Regions from separate parts of the Mus musculus genome. Here region 1 is linked to region 2. Evidence: chromatin contacts called from ENCODE Hi-C or POLR2A ChIA-PET data. All regions are on one chromosome and are shown on one strand. Each heading gives the region's core, a stretch centred on a gene start or an enhancer-like site at or near the end of the contact. The rest is flanking DNA. Distances are from core to core; before and after follow the strand shown. Region 1 has its middle 160 kb from the start of Gm12159. Region 2 holds the start of Ebf1 (early B cell factor 1).

Region 1 (2,945 bases), core at 234-2,733, 660 kb after region 2:
AGGGCAGACATTACCCATAAAGGAAGTGGGTGCATTATAGCCCAATATTTTGTCTTCATTATCTTGTACAGAATAAGCTCTCATCTGAAACTTTCATGCTGAGCAGTCAAAAGGGATATAAAAATGTCAAACAGCAGTCGTCACCCTTGCCTTACCATATGAGGGCCGTATATGCACCACGTACAACTGGGTACTGAATGTGGCCTTTCAACTTCAAGTTCCGTGTTTTATTTCCACTCTGCTGCAAGCTTCTTCTACTTGGATTACCCATGCACGAACCTAAAAGAATGTAGTTTAATTACATCATCAAAGACCCTTAAACACCCTCTTCTCCCCCAAAGATGTCTTCTCAGCGCTCACCAAGCACTGGTCACACTTCAAATTAAGTGCCATGTGTAAGAATGTAATGTAGACTTAATCAGACAGTTATTATATGTTAAAGACCTCACAGTTATTTAAAACATATTTATTGAGGTTTAACAAGTATGCCAAGACAATTTTCCACAAACAGCAGGGACTGCTAAGAGAATGCAGTCAAGGACTCTTACACCAGGCGATGTGTCTTGGGCATGGATGTACTTTATACCAGACTGCTAAAAAAATAATGAAGACTCTCAAAGGGCTTCCATCTGGGAGGGCAAAAGGGACAGTGAATTTGTGTACTGCACACTCACCCCTGGAGACCCAGGAGCAGTTCCTGTTGGAGATGGGCATGAAAAATGAGCTTGGGGGTCTTCCACTCATCCTCATTTGTGCTCTGAGCAAAGCCAACTGTACTGCAATGGTGTGATTGATGAGGGCCATTTAGGGGAGCTGGCTGGGTGGGGGAGAGAAGAGTTCAGGAGGAGTCATTGGGAATAAGTCAGAGGGAGGGGACTCGTGAAGACTCTGGCCATAATATTGATGCTTGAAAAATTTAAAATGTGTCTATCTGTGTCACACACGCATAATAATCCCCTCTAGACAGCGGCTACCACAGGACACAATCACCCCCGTGTGGTGTTTGAAAACATTCATCTTCTTAGGCATGGACCCAATGCTCTCTCCCTTAGGCTCTATGTGTTATATATGAGGAAAGTGGGCTGGAAGGAGCTTCCTTTCCACCCTGCCCAGCCCTCCTCCAGCTGCAGTGGCAAAGCCTATGTTGTGGCCTGGAATACTGACGCCATGGCAGTGGCCTGACACGGTGGCGCCTGGCCGGCAGCATGACTTCACAAGAGGGTCAGGCCAGAAGACCTCAGATGGACCATGAGTAAGGAAAGCAGCAAAAACTAATATCCTGAGCAGTCAGAAACACGCCGAAGGAAATTATTCATAAATATTTGAGGAGCGATGCAGCCCAGAGTCTTGAGAGAACAGCTGTCGGTCTCCAGGTTCATCCAAAGCTCCACCCCCCCACCCTTTCTTACAGTCCAGCTTCTGCTCTGTGCCAAGCCCCACAGTGCCCTCACCTGCCTCTCACACAGCAGTGCCTGGATGCCATGCAGGTTGGCAGCCACCCACTAGGTCTCTAGCTGGTAATCTAGAAAAGCTGCTCATGTTGAATATGCAGCAACCTCAATGAATTTCCTTCTACTCCTCTCTGAGCCTCTGTGTTTGTGTGTGTGTGTGTGTGTGTGTGTGTGTGTGTGTGTGTGTGTGTCCACGCATGTATGAAAGAAGTGGCATAGACTCTGGCCAATGATGAAAATCAACTGCAGGAGGATAATTATGTTTTACAGTTTTGCTAAACACAAGAAAGTATTTTCTCAGGCCATTTAATTGGAACAACATCATGGGTTATACCTTCATTGTAATAAAACTCCACTGTGTGTCCAAGCGCCAGGGGATTTATTAACTCGCTTGAGCTCTGAGAATCAGCAGGCAGGGTCAGACACGGCCAGTGATGATGACATCATAGGTTTTGGCAGCTCTTTTCAACTGGTGTTGAGTGAGGTAATGTCCCCAAAATTAAAACTGACAGTAAGATTAATGATGATAGATTCACTGAGGGATTTTTTTTTCATGATTTAAATTGGTGTTCTGTTTCTTCCAGGCTGGATAGCCAAGAGAGCCTTGTACCATTAGTTCAGCATATCAGGAAAGCAGATAACAGAAGTCCCTTCCTTAAGCCTCTAGGGACAGGCAAGAACTTTAGGGTTAGGGGTAATTTAGAGATAGAAAGACACACCCTCAAGTCTGTCATGCTAGTTTGGACAGTGATATAAACTGTCCTTATCAGACCAGCAAACACAAGTGGATTCAAAACTTAGGTACTAAAATGGCCATGTGTCTAATGTGGGGTGGTGGCCTTGTGCAGGGGCAGGGAGTACCACCTCACGGAATCTTGCTTAAGTGAGTCAGAATCCATGGTCCCATAACTGGAGCAGGGCTGGTATTTTATAGTTTCTATAATGAAAACATTTCAGAGAAGATGAGGAGCATAAAGTGCAGTCTGAGGCTGGTATTTAGACTAGGCATAAGCTGTGTGGGAAAGATTCATTGTAGCAGGCATCTTAGATGCTCGGCTGTCTTACAAACACGATTTTCCTAATTGACTAATTATTCTACTCCCAGTCTACTGTAAAGTTCTCAAGAGGGGGAACCAACTGTTTTCATCATTGGGATGTCCATCATTATCACAGTAGCATACAGCAGGCACTCAAAAATATTTGTTGAACATGTGTTCCCTCAAGTAGATCCCTTGAGCAATTCTCATTAGAAATTTAGTCCTTTTTTTTCCATTTTTTATTAGGTATTTAGCTCATTTACATTTCCAATGCTATCCCAAAGGTCCCCCATACCACCCACCCCCACTCCCCTACCCACCCACTCCCCCTTTTTGGCCCTGGTGTTCCCCTGTACTGGGGCATATAAAGTTTGTGTGTCCAATGGGCCTCTCTTAGAAATTTAGTCTTATGACAGAGTTTATGGAGTAAATGTTTAAATAATAAAAGGTCGTTTCT
Region 2 (3,081 bases), core at 499-2,998:
TTGGTTCAAGCCCCCTTCCCCTTTAACAGAAAGAACTTTGTGTGCCAAATAACCAACTAATCAGAGAAGGCAACACCCTTGCTGCAGTTGTTAAAGAAAAATAAAGCTACTTTGCGGAGCAGGAGAAGGGACTGAGGATCTGAAGATATTTAGAGTCGCAGGCTGCATAGCCCCAGAGACTCATTCACTCTTAGGGACTTCTGGAGAGTAGTGACCGAGTGAAAACCGCGCCCAACAGCATTCGTGTCTGGGTTAGCACCAGAGTTAGAGGCATTTCAGAAGCCTGCTGAAGACTGAGTCTAGAATGCCCATTCCCTTGCGGTCTACTAAAGTCGTATTGGTTGGGGCTTTAGGTTTCTCTACCTCTCCTGACACGGAGATAATGTCTTCCGAGTGCCCTCAAGTCTCGATCTCGCGCACATAAAGTTCATCCCGCCACCCTTGTTTCAGAGTGAAGAGCTGGACACCTGGGATGGGCATCCTGCCTTTTCTGCCTGGTCAGTCCTTTTTTCCTCCACGTTTGCCCCCGAAGTCCCAGGACAGGCAAGCAAGGGACTAGGCGTCTGCCCAAAGAGAACGCAGTCAGTACGCCTCCGTCGCGCTCAGGGCTCGGAAGGGATGCTTAAGAACTGCCATGGTGCATACCCCTTCGACTCAGGATACCTCCATCTCCTTCCCTCTGCCCCCTCTCTCGCTCTCTAAGGCCACGCTCCTTCCAGTTTAGACGCTAGAGCTCAGAGATCCCTTGCTCGCCACTTTGCCGGGAACTTTGGCGGCTCCCCTGCGCCACAAGGAGAAGGATGTTAATGAGGGAGTGTGGCCAGGCTCTGTGAACAAGCCAGCTCGGGAGCTGCGATTGGCTGTGATAAGGCGGAAGGATGACGTTATGCAAAGAAGGGGCGTGTCTAGGCTGCGAGGGCCCCGCCTCCTTCCCTTTGGGGTTAGTGTGCCTGTGTTTAGCTCTGGGGAGAGTCAAACTGGATTCCACAGGGAGAGCCTGCAAATCACTTCTATTTTAGCAAGGAGAAAACAGAATCTCCATCCAGCAGGGTCCACCCCTCTCTTTCTCCCTCTCCTCTCTTTTTCTATCTCTTTCCCTCCCCCCTTCCTCTTTCCCTCTCTCTCCCCTTCCCCCCCCCCCCTCCGGTGTATCTGTCTACAGCAACCAGCGTCCTCATCTACACGCACGGAAAGGAAAGAAACATCTTTGGTTGAGAGAGGAGGAGGAAAAAAGAGAGAGAAAAAAACTTGCCTGGTTGTGGAAAATGACACTTCAAGTAGCCAAGCCGGCTTCGAGAGTCGTATCTATTGTTTCTTAAATTGTCATCAGGGTGGTTTTTTTTCTTCCTGCTTCTTCAAGTGAAGGTACCGCTACAAAAGGAAACTCCAGCCCCTCCTGTTCTCCAACGGCCTGTGATTACTACAAAAAGAAAAAAAAAAAGGCAAAAAAAAAAAAAAAAGCAAAAAAAAAAAAAAAAAAAAAAAAAAAAAAGGAAAAAAAAAGCACCCAAACTCAAAACCAACCAACCAAACAACCCCCAACAGCCAGGCATATATCTCTGTTTTTTCTTAATTTTGGTCTTTTCGTTGGATTTTCCCTTTCTTTTTTTTTCCCCTCGCCCCCCTCCTTGTTATCGCTCAGTTTTGAGCGAAGGTTTACATTTTTAAAAATTTTGCTTTTCAGCCCGCCTTGATGTAGCGCGAGTCTCATCGACTCAAAAAAAAAAAAAAAAATCTGTGGTTGGCGTTTTTTTTTTTTTTTCCTTTTTTTTTTTTTCAAATATTTTCAAAGGGGAGGAGATTTTTCCACAAGAAAAGGTTGTTTTCATGTTTGGGATCCAGGAAAGCATCCAACGGAGTGGAAGCAGTATGAAGGAAGAGCCGCTGGGCAGCGGCATGAACGCGGTGCGGACGTGGATGCAGGGCGCCGGGGTGCTGGACGCCAACACAGCGGCGCAGAGGTGGGTACCGCTGGGGGACCGTGGAGGAGAGGCCACCGGCTAGCGGGAGAGCCCGGAGACGGCGGCGCGGCTACCCGGGGCCTGGCCACGCGAGTGCGTCTGCCGCTGCGCTGCGCTCGCCGCCCGAGCTCCGCGCTCCTCGGCTGCGCAGCACTCGTCGCCGGGTGGCCAGAGATCAGCGAGCTGCTGGAGGGAGCCGAGCCCAAGCTTTGCCGGCACTTTCCGCAGCCCCATCTGCGAGTGTTTTCGTTTTGTTTTAACCCAGAAGAGGCGTCTCTGCAGCTCGGTGTTGGATAGCTGCGCTTTTCTGACCGCTTGTTTTCTTTTCTGTGTGGTTATATTTTTCCCTTTTCCTCTCCTTCTCTTCGCTTCCTTTCCCCTTTATTTCGCTTCAGTTCTTTCCTTTTTCTTCTTCCCTCTTTTCTTTTTTCCTACTTAATTTTCTTCTCTCCCCCTTTCTTCCTTTCTATTTTCTACCTTCTTTAATTCTTTCCTTTCCCCCTATCTTTCCTTTCCCTTTTCTACCTTCTTTAATTTTTTCTTGTCCTTCTCCACTCTTTTCCCCCCTTCTTTCTCAGTTTCACTCTTCGTTTTTCTCTTCTCTTTCCTCACCTGGCTCTCTCCCCCGTTTCTCTCTCTCTCTCTCTCTCTCTCTCTCCATTTTTCTTCTTGGAGTCTCCTCTTATTTCTCCTATCTGGTTCTTTACTCTCTCCTCTCTCCACTTCTTAGCCTTCAGTTTTTCTCAGTCTGCCTGTAGAATAGTGATTTCCAACTTTAATTTTCACATCTCCTAAAAGCCACCCTCATCCACTGTCACCTTGGCCTTCCCCAGTCCCTCTCCCACTCTCCAGATCCTACACTGAGTGATTTGGAGGCCATGCTCTTGGAGACCAACTTGAGGAACTTCCCTGGACACACCCAGTGCCCTGTCCAGGGGCTCCTAGTCCCAAGTGAGAAATGGTACCTTGCCCTTTTCATTGCTGGCCACCACCTGGGCTTCGGGGAAAACTTTGTGGGCCCAGGCTCCATTAGACATAAAGGGTGCAGAAGGGGAATGGGGAGTAGTTCCATCTTTCCATTTTTGGGGGGAAGGGCTAGGGACAACTGTCCTATACTGTT

Evidence for each region. Hi-C counts contacts between places; a loop is a spot of excess contacts on that map. ChIA-PET counts read pairs that join two places held with the same protein, here RNA polymerase II (POLR2A).
Region 1: a loop to region 2 is called in a map of Patski, with 2.8 times the contacts of the local background. The contact joins the enhancer-like site here to the promoter of Ebf1 in region 2. A Hi-C loop is called at or near these places in 1 of 37 maps with a recorded cell type or tissue (Patski). POLR2A ChIA-PET finds 5 or more read pairs at or near these places in 1 of 5 experiments (Patski).

What each region holds. Positions count from the first base shown.
Region 1 is chr11:45,273,483-45,276,427 of GRCm38, forward strand. No RefSeq gene overlaps it. Among named protein-coding and RNA genes, the nearest start is that of Gm12159, 160 kb to the left of the region's middle. Within about 2 kb of position 1,484, at least 1 of the 3 ENCODE cell types and tissues checked has a DNase peak (open chromatin) inside an H3K27ac peak, as active enhancers do.
Region 2 is chr11:44,616,352-44,619,432 of GRCm38, forward strand. Ebf1 (early B cell factor 1) reads left to right here and starts at 1,749. Exons shown (of 16, transcript NM_007897.3): 1 at 1,749-1,961. The coding sequence starts at 1,828.